Regions from separate parts of the Homo sapiens genome. Here region 2 is linked to region 1. Evidence: read pairs that join two places in POLR2A ChIA-PET (ENCODE). Cell type or tissue: Panc1. All regions are shown on one strand. Links, peaks and the distances in the headings refer to the core of each region. The heading gives the core; the rest is flanking DNA. Region 1 overlaps SLC5A5 (solute carrier family 5 member 5). Region 2 holds the start of USE1 (unconventional SNARE in the ER 1).

Region 1 (8,537 bases), core at 313-8,312:
AGCCTGGGCAACAACAGCCAGACACTGTCAGAAAGAAAGAAAAGACAGAGAGAGAGAGAGAGAGAGAGAGAGAGAGAGAGAGAGAGAGAGAGCAAGCTAAAAAGAAAAACGTGTAGGGTCTCAGCATGATAAATATTCAAAGGATAATAAAACCGGATGCTGTGATGGGGAGCAACTTTAGCCAGGGAAGTCAGGGGTGGCCTCTTGGGAGAGGTGACATTGATTGACCCTGAGTTAGGAGAAGAGGAACCAGCCACAGACAGGAACAGCTTTGACTGAGAAGGGGATTGGGAGGGGAGGGGTTTGCCTGAAGGTGTTTAAAGCTCCCTCCAGCTGCCCTAGAGAAGTGTTTATCTTTTCTTTCTTTCCTCTTTTCTTTTCCTTTCTCTTCTTTTCTTTTTTTTCTTTCTCTCTCTTTTTTTGTTCTTTATTATTTTATTTTTCTTTTTTGTTGTCTTTGTTTTATTTGTGTGTTTTTTTTCTTTTTTGTCTTTTTTTTTTTTCCTTTTTTTGAGATAGGGACTCACTCTATTGCCCAGGCTGGAGTGTAGTGGCATGACCATGGCTCACTGCAGCCCCAACCTCCATGGTCCGAGAAATTCTCCCATCTTTCAACCTCCTGAGTAGCTGGGATTATAGGCATGCACCACCGAGTCTGGTTAATTTTTTTATTTTTGGTAGAGATGGGGTTTTGCCATATTGGCCAGGCTGGTCTTAAACTCCTGGGCTCAAGTGATCTGCCCACCTTGGCCTCCCAAAGTGCTAGGATTACAGGGGTGAGCCACCGTGCCCGGCCAGAAATATTTATTTTCTTGAAGGTGAACAGGCAGAGAAGCAGAGAAAGGAGGGAGGAACTATAGCAGGCATCTGAGAAAGCGTTGATGGCCTGGGCTGTAGGTGACATGTGAGTGGGGAAGAGAAGCGCATGGAAATTTTGGAGGCAGAGCGGGCAGGACTGGCCCGTGCACTGAGCAAGGGGATAGTATGCAATTCTGTGCACGCCCCGTCCCGCCAGGTCATCAGTAGCCCATCTGGGAGATGAGCTGACACGGAACAGGGTGGGGACAGGGTCTCTGATGGGGTCTCTTTTTCCCACTTTTCCCCAGGGTCCTGAAGAACTCCCCACTGGAAACAAGAAGCCCCCTGGCTTCCTGCCCACCAATGAGGATCGTCTGTTTTTCTTGGGGCAGAAGGAGCTGGAGGGGGCTGGCTCTTGGACCCCCTGTGTTGGACATGATGGTGGTCGAGACCAGCAGGAGACAAACCTCTGAGGACAGGGCCAGCCGCGGGACTGACACCCTGGGATGGAACCTCAGGATGGGCCAAACCCAGACAACGGGCCCATGGCCTTGGGCTCTGATTGGCTGGATTGCCTTGTATGCAAATGAGTTCAGGACTACAATACCCTACCCTATGGGGAGGCCCTGCCTCCGGGAGGTCATTTTTTAAATCCAGCCCCTTGCTTCAACCGTCCCCAGTATTAGACGCTGCAGCCCTGACGGCTCCCCCCAAATAAGGCTGGGTTTTTCTCTCTCTCTTTTTTTTTTTTTTTTTTTTTTGAGACAGGGTCATGCTCTGTCACCCAGGCTGGAGTGCAGTGGTGTGATCTCGGCTCACTGCAACCTCTGCCTCCCAGGCTCAAGTGATTCTCCTGCCTCAGCCTCTTGAGTAGCTGGGATTGTAGGTGCCCACCACCATGCCCAGCCAACTTTTTGTATTTTTAGTAGAGACAGGGTTTCACCATGTTGGTCAGGCTGGTCTCGAACTCCTGACCTCAAGTGATCCACCTGCCTCGGCCTCCCAAAGTGCTGGGTTACAGGCGTAAGCTACCATGCCCAGCCTACCGTTTTTCTCAATCTATAATAGAAAGCCACCACGCCCAGGTAATTTTTGTAATTTTGTATTTTTGTAGAGACGGGGTTTTGCCATGTTGGCCAGGCTGGTCTCAAACTCCTGATCTCAGGTGATCCTCCTGCCTTGGCCTCCCAAAGGGCTGGGATTACAGGGGTGAGCCACCGCGCCCCACCTCTTTCTTATTTTCTTCCTGGGATTGGGGAGGGGATGATTCAGACCCCACATGGCCTCCAACCTTGGCCCACACACCTGCCATGGCTCCCATCATCCTGAGCATGCTAGCGTCCCCTCCTCACCTGACAATGGAGGCTCTCGAATTGGGTTGTGTCCCCCCAAAATTTATGTCTACCCAGAACCTCAGAACATGAGCTTACTTGGAAATAGGGTCTTTGCAGGTGTAACTGGTTAAATTAAAAGAGGTATTACTGGAGGAGGATGGATGAATCCAGTGACTGGTTCCTCATATGAAGTAGAGAAGAGATGCAGAGAAACACATGGGGAAGATGCCACGTGAAGACAGAGGCAGTGGTTGGATCAATGCATCTACGAGTCGGAGAACCCAAGGATTGCCAGCAACAACCAGAAATCAGGAGGGGGGCATGAGATGCATTATTTCTTAGAGCCTTTAGAGGGAACATGGCCCTACTGACACCTTGATGTCAGACTTCTGGCTGCTAGAACTGTCAGAGAATAAATTTCTGTTGTTTGATGCCACCAGGCCTATAGTGGTTTGTGACAGCAGCCACAGGAGCTCATACACCTTTTTTTTTTTTTTTTTTTTTTTTTTTTTTTTTAAGGCAGAGTCTCGCTCTGTCGCCCAGACTGGAGTGCAGTGGTGCGATCTTGGCTCACTGAAACCTCTGCCTCCCAGATTCTCCTTCCTCAGCCTCTGGAGGAGCTGGGATTACAGGCATGTGCCACCATTCCCGGCTGACTTTTGTATTTTTAGTAGAGACGGGGTTTCACCATGTCGGTCAGGCTGATCTCGAACTCCTGACCTCAAGTGATCTGCCTGCCTCAGCTTCCCAAAGTGCTGGGATTATAGGCGTGAGCCACTGCGCCCGGCCTCATACACACCTTCTGATCCCGCTTCTCTCCACCCCTTGGAGACCTGGTCCTCTGTGCCCGCTGTTGGGATTGGACACCTTTAGATTTGGACTTAAAACTGGCCATTACAACTTTAAAATCGATGACTGGACGGGTGTGGCGTCTCATGCCTGTAATCCCAGCACTTCGGGAGGCTGAGGCGGGCAGATCACTCGAGGTCAAGAGTTCAAGACCAGACTGGCCAACATGGTGAAACCCCATCTCTACTAAAAATACAAAAATTAGCCGGGTGTGGTGGCGGGCGCCTGTAGTCCCAGGTACTCGGGAGGCTGAGGCAGGAGAATCGCTTGAACCTGGGAGGCAGAGGTTGCAGTGAGATCACGCCACTGCATTCCAGCCTGAGTGACAGAGCAAGACTATGTCTCAAAAAAATATATATATATGTATATGTGTGTGTGTGTGTGTGTGTGTGTGTATATATATATATAAAATCAAATCAATGACTGAGCAACGTGGTAAGCAGATTTTCCACCTCTGTGTAGTCCTCACTCAAAACAGAGCCCAAATCTGAGATGGGAGGAGGTGCCCGGGGTAGGGATGGGCTAATGTTCCCCCAAGTGAGCAGAAGAAGCTTATCTGGCTGCAGTATAGAGATCCTTCCACGGCGTTATTCATTCCGTTTACTGCGGAGTAGTATTCCATTGTGCAAAAGGACCATAGTTTGTTATCTATACACCAGTTGATGTATGGGTTGTTTGCCACTTTTGGCTATGAGAAATAAAGTTGCTATGAACATTCATGTACGAGTCTTTGTATGGAGGCTGGGCACAGTGTCTCACGCCTGTAATTCCAACACTTTGGGAGACCAAGGCAGGAGGATTGCTCAAGACCAGGAGTTTGAGAACAGCCTGGGCAATATAACGAGACCCCATCTCTATAGAAAAATTTCTTTTTTTTTTTTTTTTTTTTTGTTTTTTTTGAGACGGAGTCCCACTCTGTCCCCCAGGCTGGAGTGCAGCGGTGCGATCTCGGCTCACTGCAAGCTCCGCCTCCCGGGTTCACGCCATTCTCCTGCCTCAGCCTCCCGAGTAGCTGGGACTACAGGCGCCGGTTGCCACCAAGCCCGGCTAATTTTTTTTGCATTTTTAGTAGAGACGGGATTTCACCATGTTAGCCAGGATGGTCTTGATCTCCTGACCTCGTGATCCGCGTGCCTCAGCCTCCCAAAGTGCCGGGATTACAGGCGTGAGCCACCGCGCCTGGCCAGTCATCTCTACTTTTGTAAGCAGACAGGGAGGGCCTCCAGGTCTACAGGAATTTTTTTTTTTTTTTTTTTTTTTTTTTGAGATGGAGTCTTGCTCTGTTGCCCAGGCTGGAGTGCAATGGCGTGATCTAGGCTCACTGCAACCTCTGCCTCCTGGGTTCAAGTGATTCTCCTGCCTCAGCCTCCTGAGTAGCTGGGACTACAGGCATGTGCCCACTGCGCCCAGCTAATTTTGTATTTTTAGTAGAGACAAGGTTTCACCATGTTGGCCAGGCTGGTCTCCAACTCCTGACCTCCAGTCATCTGCCCACCTTGGCCTCCCAAAGTGCTGGGATTACAGTGAGCCACTGCGTCTGGCCAGGGATTCAGGAATTCTTTTTTTAATGGTTTTTTCTTTCTTTCTTTCTTTTTTGAGGCGGAGTCTTGCTCTGTCACCCAGGCTGGAGTGCAGTGGCATGATCTCAGCTCACTGCAGCCTCCGCCTCCCAGACTCAAGTGATTTTCCTGCCTCAGCCTCCCTAGTAGCTGGGATTACAGGCATGCACCACCACAGCCAGCTAGTTTTTGTATTTTTAGTAGAGACAGGGTTTTGCCGTGTTGGCTAGGCTGGTCTCGAACTGCTGACCTCAATTGATCCACCAGCCTCGGCCTCCCAAAGTGCTGGGATTACAGGCGTGAGCCACTGCACTCAGCCTGGACTACAGAAATTTAACCAGCTTGAGCATATGAGCCTGTTTTACAGCCCCCTGCCCCATAGCTTGTTTTTTTGTAGAAAAAAAAACAAGTAGAACCCCATGTAGAATGTGGTCACCTGGTTGGCTGGAACCAGTTTATGACAGACCTCAGCAACTTATAGATGGACTGGTGAACTCTAATTTTTACCGTGCTAAAGTTTCCACCCTAGGCCAGGAGCGGTGGCTCACACCTGAAATCCCAGCGCTTTGGGAGGCAGAGGAGGGAGGATCACCTGAGGTCAGGAGCTCAAGACCAACATGGCCAATATGGGGAAACCCCATCTGTACTAAAGATACAAAAATTAGCCGGGTGTGGTGACACATGTCTATAATTCCAGCTACTCGGGAGGCTGAGGCAGGAGAATCACTTGAACCCGGGAGCCAGAGGTTGCAGTGAGCCAAGATCGCGCCACTGCACTCCAGCCTGGGCAACAGAGTGAGACTCTGTCTCAATCAATCAATCAATCAATCAATCAATAAAGTTTCCACGCTGGGAGGAACTACAGCTCAATGCCTTCACAATGCGACCTACGTGCTGGCGTGACGGCTCATTGTATCTGCGCCACTGCGACACTTTCTATGCGTGCAATAATGTACCCTCTCCCCTCTCCATTGCCCCAGAAAACCCTCCTGTCACTTTCCCTCTTGGGGACACTGCTTTGGAAAAAAAGCAAAGCCCACTCCTGATTCTTTGCTTACTTGGGACAAGTAATAAAACCCCTATTGATCAAAACCTGCGTTCTTTTGGAGAGTTGTTTGTTACTAGGCAAATGAACCCCCTTTTTCTTGGGTAACATTTTCATTTTTCTTGGGGTATCTAGAAGTAAAATGGCTGGATCTGACAGTAGATATATGTTTGACTTTTTAAGAAACTGCAAGCCGGGCACAGTGACCCATGCTTATAATCCCAGCACTTAGGGAGGCTGAGGCGGGAGGATCGCTTGAGCCTAGGAGTTCGAGGCCGGCCTGGGCAACATGGAGAAACCCTGTCTCTAGAAAAAAAAAAAAATAGCTGGGCATGGTGGCATGCACCTGTAGTCCCAGCTACTTGGAAGGCTGAGGTGGGGGGATCCCTCGAGCCCCAGAGATCAAGGCTGCAGTGAGCCATGACTGTACCCCTGCACTCCAACCTGGGCGACAGAGCAAGACCCTGTCTCAAAAAAAAAAAAAAAAAAAGGCTGGAGTGCAGTGGTGCAATCACAGCTCACTGCAGCCTCCACCTCCTGGGTTCAAGCGATTCTCATACCTCAGCCTCCCGAGTAGCTGGGATTACAGGCGCTCACTACCATGCCTGGCTAATTTTTGTATTTTTAGTAGAGATAGGGTTTCGCCATGTTGATCAGGCTGGTCTGGAACTCCTGACCTCAAGTGATCTGCCTGCCTCAGCCTCCCAAAGTGCTGGGATTACAGTCATGAGCCACTGCACCTGGCTGCAAAAAAAGGGGAAATTTAGTTTCATTTTGGGTTAATTTTCGTATATGAGGTAAGGGTCTGATATGGTTTAACTCTGTGTTCCCACCCAAATCTCATCTTGAATTGTACTCCCATAATTCCCACGTGTTGTGGGAGGGAGCTGGTGGGAGATAATTGAATCATGGGGGCGGTTCCCCCCATACTGTTCTTGCGGTAGTTGTGGTAGTGAATAAGTTTCACGAGATCTGATGTTTTTTGTTTGTTTGTTTGTTTTGCTTTGTTTTTTTTTTTGAGACAGAGTCTTGCTCTTTTGCCCAGGCTGGAATGCAGTGACATGATCTCAGCTCACTGCAACTTCCACCTCTCGGGTTCAAGCAATTCTCCTGCCTCAGCCTCCCAAGTAGCTGGGACTACAGGTGCCTGCCACCAAGCCCGTCTAATTTTTTGTATTTTAGTAGAGAGTAGAGGGTTTCACTGTGTTGCCCAGGCTGGTCTCGAACTCCTGAGCTCAGGCAATCTGCCTGCCTCAGCCTCCCAAAGTGCTAGGATTACAGGCATGAGCCACCGTGTCTGGCCGAGATCTGATGGTTTTATCAGGGGTTTCCACTTTTGCATCTTCCTCATTTTCTCTTGCCACTGCCATGTAAGAAGTGCTTTTCACCTCCTGCCATGATTCTGAGGCCTCCCCAGCCGTGTAGAACTGCAAGTCCAATTAAACCTCTTTTTCTCTGTCTCGGGTATGTCTTTATTAGCAGTGTGAAAACAGACTAATACAGTAAATTGGTACTGGGAGTGGGGCATTGCTGAAAAGATACCTGAAAATGTGGAAGTGACTTTGGAACTGGGTAACAGGCAGAGGTTGGAACAGTTTGGAAGGCTCAGAAAAAGACACGAAAATGTGGGAAAGTTTGGAACTTCCTAGAGACTTGTTGAATAGCTTTGCCCAAAATGCTGATAGTGATATGGACAATAAGGTCCAGGCTGAGGTGGTCTCAGATGGAGATGAGGAACATGTTGGGAACTGGAGCAAAGGTGACTGTTGTTATGTTTTAACAAAGAGACTGGCAGCATTTTGCCCCTGACCTAGAGATATGTGGAATGTTGAACTTTGAGAGAGATGATTTAGGGTATCTGGTGGAAGAAGTTTCTAAGCAGCAAAGCATTCAAGAGGTGACTTATGTGCTGTTAAAAGCATTCAGTTTTAAAAGGGAAACAGAGCATAAAAGTTTGAAAAATTTGCAGCCTGACAATGTGATAGAAAAAAAATTGCATTTTCTAAGGAGAAATTCAAGCCAACTGCAGAAATTTGCATAAGTAATGAGGAATCGAATGTTAATCCCCAAGACAATGGGGAAAATGTCTCCAGGGCATGTCAGGGGTCCTCACAGCAGCCCCTCCCATCACAGGGCTGGAGGCCTAGGAGGAAAAAGTGGTTTTGTGGGCTGGGCCCAGGGTCCCCAAGCTATGTACAGTCTAGGGACTTGGTGTCCTGTGTCCCAGCCGCTCCAGCCATGGCTGAAAAAGGCGAATGCAGAGCTCAGGCCATGGCTTCAGATGGTGCAAGCCCCAAGCCTTGGCAGCTCCCACATGGCATTGAGCCTGTGGGTGCACAGAAGTCAAGAATCAAGGTTTGGGAACCTCCACCTAGATTTCAGAAGATGTATGGAGATGCCTGGATGCCCAGGCAGAAGTTTGCTGTAAGGGTGGGGCTCTCATGGAAAACCTCTCCTAGGGCAGTGCAGAAGGGAAATATGGGGTCAGAGCCCCTACATAGAGTCTCTACTGGGGTACTGCCTAGTGGAGCTGTGAGAAGAGGGCCACCATCCTCCAGACACCAGAATGGTAGATCCACCGACAGCTTGCACAATATGCCTGGAAAAGCCACAGACACTCAACACCAGCCCGTGAAAGCAGCTGGGAGGAACGCCGTACCCTGCAAAGTCACAGGGACGGAGCTGCCCAAGATCATGGGAACCCACCTCTTGCATCAGCATGACCTGGATGTGAGACATGAAGTCAAAGGAGATAATGTTGGAGCTTTAGGATTTGAATGCCCCGCCGGATTTCAGACTTGCATGGGGTCTGTAGCCCTTTGTTTTGGCCAATTTCTCCCATTTTGAATGGCTGTATTTACCCAATGTCTGTACTTCCATTTCCATCTAGGAAATAACTAACTTGCTTTTGATTTTACAGGCTTATAGGCAGAAAGAACTTGCTTGTCTCAG
Region 2 (8,537 bases), core at 76-8,075, 680 kb before region 1:
GCCGCCCCTCCACGACGAAGGCCGTCGTCCTTCGTAACGGTCAGAGTGAAGACCCCCCGGCGGACCCCCATCATGCCCACGGCCAACATCAAGCTCCCACCAGGCCTGCCCTCCCACCTGCCTCGCTGGGCACCGGGTGCCCGGGAGGCGGCTGCCCCAGTGCGGCGCCGGGAGCCACCTGCCCGCCGCCCGGACCAGATACATTCCGTGTACATCACGCCCGGGGCAGACCTGCCAGTGCAGGGCGCCCTGGAGCCCCTAGAAGAGGATGGCCAGCCACCTGGGGCCAAGCGGAGGTACTCGGATCCCCCAACGTACTGCCTGCCCCCCGCCTCGGGCCAGACCAATGGCTGAGAGCCACAGCTGACAAAGTCTGCATGTCCGAGGACGGCCCCTGCACTGGAGCTGGGCGCCAGAGCTGCAGAGCTAGTGTTCGGCCCTCAGAGAAGGATCCAGAATCAAAAGCTCAAGAGTGACGTGAGGTGGGCACCGGCCCCAAGTGCAGAGTCAAGGCAGGGAGAGGCCGGCTGGAGCCAGGCCCCCTCGCACGCAGCCCCCAAATCATGGACGCACCTGTGGGGAGCACCACATCTCCACCTGCGGCCTCACATCTCCCCACTCCCCTTTTTGTACGTTTAACTGTTTCTTTGTACGTGGTTTACGTAACTTTAAACTGTAACAGCCTTAATGGAAGACCAAATGGTTTTTTATATGTGTATGTACAAAGTTTTCTATTAACGCTGCCCGTCTCCCTTATAACCTGGACGTGAGCTGTCAGAGCAGAAGCCACTAGGCCACTGCGCGTCTGAGGCTCAGACCCTGCTGTGGTTGGCTTGGGGTGGCCAATGGGCTGGGACCCTCCATGAGAGTTTTGGACACTTGGGTCACCTGACCCGTGCCTCTCTGACACATGTCTCCGGGGGGCAGCCACCTGGCCAATGTGCATTTTTGCACATGCTGGAACCTTCCATGGGGGTCTGGGCTATTGGCTGGAGCCAGGACATGAGTCAGGGGCACCATGGACCTCACGTGCCAGGGAGACTTGAATGTGGCTGTCACTCTTCCGGACGCCAAGGGCTGCAGGAGGCTGCTTTTGGCACTACCCACCCCGTGTGACAGAATAGGAGCCAGCGACTCAGGACTGCTCACGGGTCAGGAGGGCAACGCCTGAAGTCAGACCTCCCTATAGGTCAACAGGGACAACCTGGGGATCTCTGGAGCAGGGCCCTCCTCTCTCAGGCTTGGCCCACTCCCCCAGACACCTGGACACGTGGCCACAAATCTGGGACAAGGGGCCCCCGCACAGCATGAAATAAAAAGTGCCTGAGAAGTGTGTGCATGGGACGCCTGCTCATATGGGATCGGGCTTGGAAGAACAGGGCCGGTGGGTGGGGGTCTGCCCTGTGGCCTCAGCCAAGAAGGGTGCAGAATATGGGTGGAACACTGTCCTCAAAGTTCTGTCTTGATCCTCCACCAAACAGGGAGCTCCCAGCAGAGCCTCACTTGGCCAGGAGCGCCTGCTGTCCTGGCAGCCCTCTCTGGCCTCCCTGATTCAGTGCCCAGCCTCTGGAGCCTAAATGTCAGCTGCAGCAGCCACCCATCCAGCAGAGGTGGCCAGTTCCTGGTGGGCCCAGCAGGACAGGAACAGATGGGCTCCCAGGCTGCCATCGGATGGGAGTCGTGGGAACTGGCTGGCTGGTATTGGTTGGGGCACCGTGAAGAACCCAAGTTCAGACAGCACATGCCAGAGGTTGAGGGGCTTCTCCAAGGCCACACAGTTGGGAGGGGCATGGCTGGGATTTAGACTCTGCCCTGCCAGCCTCTAGAGGCCCCTTTGATGGGCCCTGGGTTTGGTCTCCATTGTTTGTTGTGGGTTTTTTTCTTGAAACACGGTCTCGCTCTGTCACCCAGGCTGGAGTGCAGTGGCGCGATCTCGGCCCACTGCAGCCTCCACCTCTCGGGTTCAAGCGATTCTCCTGCCTCAGCCTCCCGAGTAGCTGGGATTACAGGCACGCACAACCAAGCCCAGCTAATTTTTGTGTTTTTTGATAGAGACAGGGTTTCACCATGTTGGCCAGGCTGCTCTCCAAACTCCTGACCTCCAGTGATCCATCCACCTCACCCTCCCAAAGTGCTGGGATTACAGGCGTGAGCCACCGCACCTGGCCCTCCATGGTATTTTCTTTTTTTTTTTTTTTTTTTGAGACGGAGTCTTGCTTTGTTGCCCAAGCTGGAGTGCAGTGGCACAATCTCGGCTCACTGCAACATCCACCTCCTGGGTTCAAGCGATTCTCCTGCCTCAGTCTCCCAAGTAGCTGGGATTACAGGCACCCACCATCACGCCCGGCTAATTTTTGTATTTTTAGTAGAGACGGGGTTTCACCATGTTGGCCAGGCTGGTCTCAAACTCCTGACCTCAGGTGATCCATCTGCCTCAGCCTCCCTAAGTGCTGGGATTACAGGTGTGAGCCACCGCACCTACCCGTCTATGATATTTTTCAAGGACATCAGGCCCACTGGTGTAACCAAGGTGCAGATGACCTAAGGTGTGGGAAAACATGAAGGCTGCATGCCAGGCCCTGGTTCCTGTGAAGCCCCCACCCTCATCCTGTCACTCCAGAAGAGAGGCACTGCAAGGCATAGGGGTACTCAGCTTCCAGGTACTGAGGTGGGCTGGGAAGGGGTTCTCCATGGGGGTCTGGGCGTTAGGGGGGACCCAGCCCCACCTTGCTCACTCTCAGGCAGAGCTGTCTCATGTGCCCCTTGAGGCAGGTACTGTCACACTGTCCATTTCCCGGGGGAAGAAGCGGATCCAGAAAAGTTAAACTCTCCCAGGGCCGAGGATGGAATCAGAGCTGGAGCTGTGACCTGGAAACCCATAACCACAATACAGATGAGCCCTGCTGAGGTGGGGGAAGCCTTGGATTCCTGAATCCCAGGCTACAGAAATCGGGAAGGGTGTGTGGACGTGAAATAGCTCCGACTGGGAAGAATCCAGGTAGGAGTGGGGTGCGGGGAGGTACTTTGAGCAGGCAAAACAGAACAAAAGGGCACACTGCACGCGGGTCTGACACCAGAAGACCCCGGTCGTCCTATCATTCCCGAAGGGTTAACATGCTCTCGAGGAAAAGCAAGTGATTCGCCTAAGTAAGAATGGGGTGGCGCCTCTCCTATTTTTTTAAAATAGAGATAGAGTAGCGCTATCTTGCCCGGGCTGGCCTCAAGCAATCCTTTCCCACCTCTGCCTCCTAAAATGCTGGCATTACAGCCCTGAGCCACCGCGCCCGGCCCAGCGCCCCGTCTCAAAACAAGATATTACTTCCGCTCCAAACAAAGATGGGCCAGCTAACGAGCGCGGGGGAAACATCCGCCCGGAAGGCCACTTGAAGGCACTTCCGCCCTCTCTTAACATGGAGCCGGCGGAAGGGGTGGTGTAGGGCCGGGCGATAATGGCGGCGTCGAGGCTGGAGCTAAACCTGGTGCGGCTGCTATCCCGCTGCGAGGCGATGGCAGCGGAGAAACGGGACCCGGACGAGTGGCGCCTGGAGAAGGTGAGGGGATCTCGCACTGCCGCGTAGAGCCCGACTCCCGGGGGGTGATTCCTAGGGTTGGAAGCCACCTGGCCCGACTCCCCGGCCCCAGTAGCCTCTCGGGCAGCGCCCTTTCCGGTCAGTCCCGCCACGTCCACCTGTAGCTTCCGCCCCCGTCCCTGGGACTCCGCCCCTCCCCCACTGGCCCCGCCTCCTTTACGCTTGACCCCTCCCATTTGTCGGCCCCGCCCCCCCGACTCCCATGATCAGGACATGGGAAAGACCCCCGGGTGACAATCCACTTTTCCTCCCCAGTACGTGGGAGCCCTAGAGGACATGTTGCAGGCCCTGAAGGTCCACGCGAGGTGAGTGCAGGCAGCCTCAGGGCTTTCACATCAGCACGTGGCTGTGCTACTGGACATCCCAGTACCGCTATCCCAGCTGGGACCCTTCCCTGAGCTGGGGACCATGGACAGGTTTTGTTTTTCTTCTTCCTGCCTTCCAGCAAACCGGCCTCTGAGGTGATCAATGAATATTCCTGGAAGGTGGATTTTCTGAAGGGGATGCTGCAAGCCGAGAAGCTGGTGAGAAGGGGTGCCCCTGCCCCCTCAGCCCCCATCACCGCTCACTTTGGTCCCCAGGACCTGCCCCTCCAGTGACTTATCTTCCCACATTTCTGCAGACCTCCTCCTCAGAGAAAGCACTGGCCAACCAGTTCCTGGCCCCTGGCCGTGTGCCAACCACAGCCAGAGAGCGAGTGCCCGCCACAAAGACGGTGCATCTGCAGTCACGGGCGCGGTACACCAGCGAGATGCGGAGTGAGCTACTAGGCACGGTAGGGCTCCTTCCCTGGTCCCTGGGAATCCCTTGGACAGGAATAGGGGTTCTATGCTTGTAGGCAGCCAGAACCACAATACTGTCAGATACAGGAACCCTAAGGGGGTCCAGCAATCTCTTCCCTGGGTCATCACACAAGGCTGCCCAACAGAGGGGCATTGTGGCTAAGGCTTTGCTAGATGAATAGGAATTTGGTACAAGGCAAAAATGGAATGTGTCTGGTTAAGCCCCAGAGTTGGCCCAAGAGCAGGGTTTGAGTCCTGGCTTGCAACTTACAAGACACATAAGTTTCTTCAGCCGTAAAAGAGGATGACAAGTTCCTTTCTGAGCACTTTATGTGGATCAGCTCAATCTTTTAAAATATGAGTTGTTGTGGCCAGGTGCGGCAGCTCACGCCTGTAATCCCAGCACTTTGGGAGGCCGAGGCGGGCGGATCATTTGAGGTCAGGAGTTAAGACCAGCCTGACCAACATGGAGAAACCCCGTCTTTAGTAAAAATACAAAATTAGCTGGGCATGGTGGCTCACGCCTGTAATCCCAGCTACTCGGGAGGCTGAGGCAGGAGAATCGCTTGAACCCAGGAGGCAGAGGTTGCGGTGAGCTGAGATCAAGCCATTGCACTCCAGCCTGGGCAATAAGAGTGAAACTCCGTCTCAAAAAAAAAAAATATGAGTTGTCGTTACCAGTTTAAGGTTGAGGAAACAGGCTCAGAGGTCATGGGATTTCCCCATGTCCTGACTGAAGGTGAGGAGGTTGAGGTCAGAAGGGACAGGTTTGGGAACAAGACAAGGGGGGTGACTTCATGGCATTTACTTTTTTTTTTTTTTTTGCGATGGAGATTCGCTCTTGTTGCCCAGGCTAGAGTGTGGTGGCGCGATCTCGGCTCACTGCAACCTCCGCCTCCCAGGTTCAAGCAATACTCCTGCCTCAGCCTCCCAAGTCACTAGGATCACAGGCACCCCCACCACACCTGGCTAACTTTTTGTATTTTTAGTAGAGATGGAATTTCATTATGTTGGCCAGGCTGGTCTCGAACTTCTGACCTCAGGTGATCTGCCCACCTTGGCCTCCCAAAGTGCTGGGAGTGAGCCACTGCACCCAGCCTCATGCCACTTACTTCTTTCCACAGGACTCTGCAGGTGAGTCACCATGAACACAACAGGACTTGAGGGCCAGCTGACTAGGACAAGACATGTATCCTTGCTGCCCCGGGGCCTCCATGCCGAGACTCCATGCCCTGACTCCAACAGGAGCATCACCAAACTACACCTGGAGGAAGAGCCAGGACAGAGGAAATGGCCCCGAGAGGAAACAAAGCTAGGCACAGTGGCTCACACCTGTAATTTCGGAGGCTGAGGCAGGTGGATCACCTGAGGTCAGGAGTTTGAGACCAACCTGGCCAACATGACAAAACCATGTCTCTACTAAAAATACAAAACTTAGCCGGATGCAGTGCCACGTGTCTGTAGTCCCAGCTACTCGGGAGGCTGAGGCAGGAGAATTGCTTGAACCCAGGAGGTGGAGGTTGCAATGAGCTGAGATCACACCACTGCACTCCAGCCGGGGCGACAGAGCAAGACTCCGTCTCAAAAAAAAAAAAAGCAAAAAAATTAGCCAGGCGTGGTGACGCACACCTGTAGTCCCAGCATACTTGGGAGGCTGAGGCAGGAGGATTGCTTGAGCCTGGGAGGTAGAGGTTGCAGTGAGCTGAGATTGCGCCAGTGCACTCCAGCCTAGTTGACAGAGAGAGACTCTGTCTCAAAAATAAGCAAATAAATAAATTTTTTAAAGCTAGGCACTCCCAGCCTATGGGACCAAGGCTAGGCTGGAGGGAGGGACCTGGGGTCTGAGGGAACCGAGACAGGAGTAAGGAGACCCTCCTAGAAGAGGGGGTATTCAAGCATGGTCAGAAGCCAACGGGGCAGCAGACAAGATGAGGAAACAGCATTCCAAGCAGTAGACCCAGCACAGGCAATGCTCAGGATGCCGGAAACGGGAAACCAACACTCGCCTTTTTTGCTTGGCCTGTTTTGCTTTCAGAGCCTGAGATGGACGTAAGGAAGAGAACGTGAGTGTCTGCGGCCCTGGGGCAGTAGTGGCAATTGGGCGGTGCGGCAGGGACGGGGTAGCAGTGGCCAAACCCTGGACCACCGAGGCACTACCACAAGGATCTAAACCAACCAGAAGCCACTTCTGTGGATGCTCTTCCCAGAAGTCAAAGGCCAGGCGCAGTGGCTCACGCCTGTAATCCCAATACTTTGGGAGGCTGAGGCAGGCAGATCACCTGAGGCCAGGAGTTCAAGACCAGTCTGGCCAACATGGCAAAACCCTGTCTCTACTAAAAATACAAAAAATTAGCCGGGCATGGTGGCATGCGCCTGTAGTCCCAGCTACTCAGGAGGCTGAGGCAGGAGAACTGCTTGAACCTGGGAGGTGGAGGTTACAGTGAGCCGAGATCACGCCATTGCACTCCAGCCTGGGTGACAGAGCGAGATGCTGTCTCAAAAAAAAAAAAAAAAAAAAGGTCGGGCGCGGTGGCTCACGCCTGTAATCCCAGCACTTTGGGAGGCCGAGGCAGGTGGATCACGAGGTCAGGGGTTCGAGACCACCCTGACCAACATGGTGAAACCCTGTCTCTACTAAAAATACAAAAATTAGCTGTGCATGGTGGCAGGTGCCTGTAATCCCAGCTACTCAGGAGACTGAGGCAGGAGAATTGCTTGAACCTGGGAGGCAGAGGTTGCAGTGAGCCGAGATCATGCCACTGCACTCCAGCCTGGGCAACAGAACGAGACTCTGTATCAAAAAAAAAAAAAAAGAAAATGTGTTGGTCTTCTCCCCTTTCCCACTCCATCTCTCATGTCCTCCTCCCCCCGTGTGTGAAATCAGTGGAGTGGCAGGGTCCCAGCCAGTGAGTGAGAAGCAGTTGGCAGCTGAGCTAGACCTCGTCCTGCAGCGACATCAGAACCTCCAGGAAAAGCTGGCGGAAGAGATGCTAGGACTGGCCCGGAGCCTCAAGACCAATACCCTGGCCGCCCAGAGTGTCATCAAGAAGGACAACCAGGTGTGGGGACTGGGGGAGCTCTCCAGCCTCTGCCCTGGGGCATCAGAGAAGGCTTCCCAGCACAGGAGCATTGTGGCTGGGGCTTTGCGGGATGAATAGGAGTTTCGTAGAAGGCAAAAATGGCATTCCCAGCAGAGGGCACAGCACCAGCAAGCGACAAGAGGTGCAGGCCAGTCCCAGGGAAGTAGAGAGAGGCCATTCTTGGCCCCAGTCCTGTTGACACCTTTTCCACCTCCCCCACAGACCCTGTCACACTCACTGAAAATGGCGGACCAGAACCTGGAGAAACTGAAGACGGAGTCAGAGCGTCTGGAGCAGCACACGCAGAAGTCAGTCAACTGGCTGCTCTGGGCCATGCTCATTATCGTCTGCTTCATCTTCATTAGCATGATCCTCTTCATTCGAATCATGCCTAAACTCAAATAAAGACCCCCGCCCACCTTGTCTGTCTTCCGTCTGTCCCCTGCCCCCATCTAGCAGTGCCTTTCAGGCTGGCCAATGAGATGGGAGGGTTTTTGGAGGTCCCTGAAGAGCCACAGACAGACAGTGCATGAGCAGGGGAAGAACCACCTCAGGGCCAGATGCGGGGGCTCACGCCTGGAATCCCAGCACTTTGGGAGTCCAAGGCAGGTGGATCACTTGAGGCCAGGAGTTCAAGACCAGCCTGGCCAACATGGTGAAACCCCGTCTCTACCAAAAAATACAAAAATCAGGCAGGCATGGTGGCGCACGCCTGTAGTCCCAGCTACTTGGGAGGCTTAGGCACGAGAATCACTTGAACCCAGGAGGTGGAGGTTGCAGTGAGCTGAGATCCCAGTACTGCACTCCAACCTGAGCAACAGAGCGAGACTCCATTGCAAAAAAAAAAAAAAAAAGATTCTAAAAAGAAAAAGTCAGTCTTGGCAGGTGGTGACTCATCAAACGCTGCCTCCGCCCATGTTCCTCTGGAGCCTACCCCACAATGGACGAGGCCCAGCCCCAGGAGGCCCTAGGAGCCTCCGACTGGCAGACTTGTAGCCGAACACAGTGCCTTCAGCGATGTAAGGCCAGGGTGAGGCCAAAGGGCAGAACAGGGGCTTGGAGGGTCGGGGAGGAGTGGGGCCATG

Evidence for each region. Peaks named below come from ENCODE experiments on the same cell type or tissue, not always from the same donor. Only the 100,000 strongest peaks of a DNase experiment are listed, where the experiment ranks them.
Region 2: POLR2A ChIA-PET joins it to region 1 with 18 read pairs; 2 of 35 experiments call an interaction of 5 or more read pairs at or near these places.

What each region holds. Positions count from the first base shown.
Region 1 is chr19:17,892,607-17,901,143 of GRCh38, forward strand. SLC5A5 (solute carrier family 5 member 5) reads left to right here. Exons shown (of 15, transcript NM_000453.3): 15 at 1,107-2,568. The coding sequence ends at 1,271. Among named protein-coding and RNA genes, the nearest start is that of SLC5A5, 25 kb to the left of the region's middle. In Panc1, for the core only: no CTCF peak of the experiment used is centred there; no DNase peak of the experiment used is centred there.
Region 2 is chr19:17,211,957-17,220,493 of GRCh38, forward strand. It overlaps MYO9B (myosin IXB), which reads left to right. Exons shown (of 40, transcript NM_004145.4): 40 at 1-1,330. The coding sequence ends at 354. It overlaps USE1 (unconventional SNARE in the ER 1), which reads left to right and starts at 3,401. Exons shown (of 8, transcript NM_018467.4): 1 at 3,401-3,551; 2 at 3,846-3,895; 3 at 4,036-4,114; 4 at 4,213-4,365; 5 at 5,497-5,506; 6 at 6,408-6,435; 7 at 7,257-7,431; 8 at 7,675-7,873. The coding sequence starts at 3,450. The coding sequence ends at 7,857. RefSeq lists enhancers at 3,041-3,621, 3,385-3,704 and a silencer at 3,725-3,794. In Panc1, for the core only: no CTCF peak of the experiment used is centred there; DNase peaks (open chromatin) are centred at 3,315 and 3,745; H3K4me3 peaks cover 1,843 bases; H3K27ac peaks cover 1,577 bases.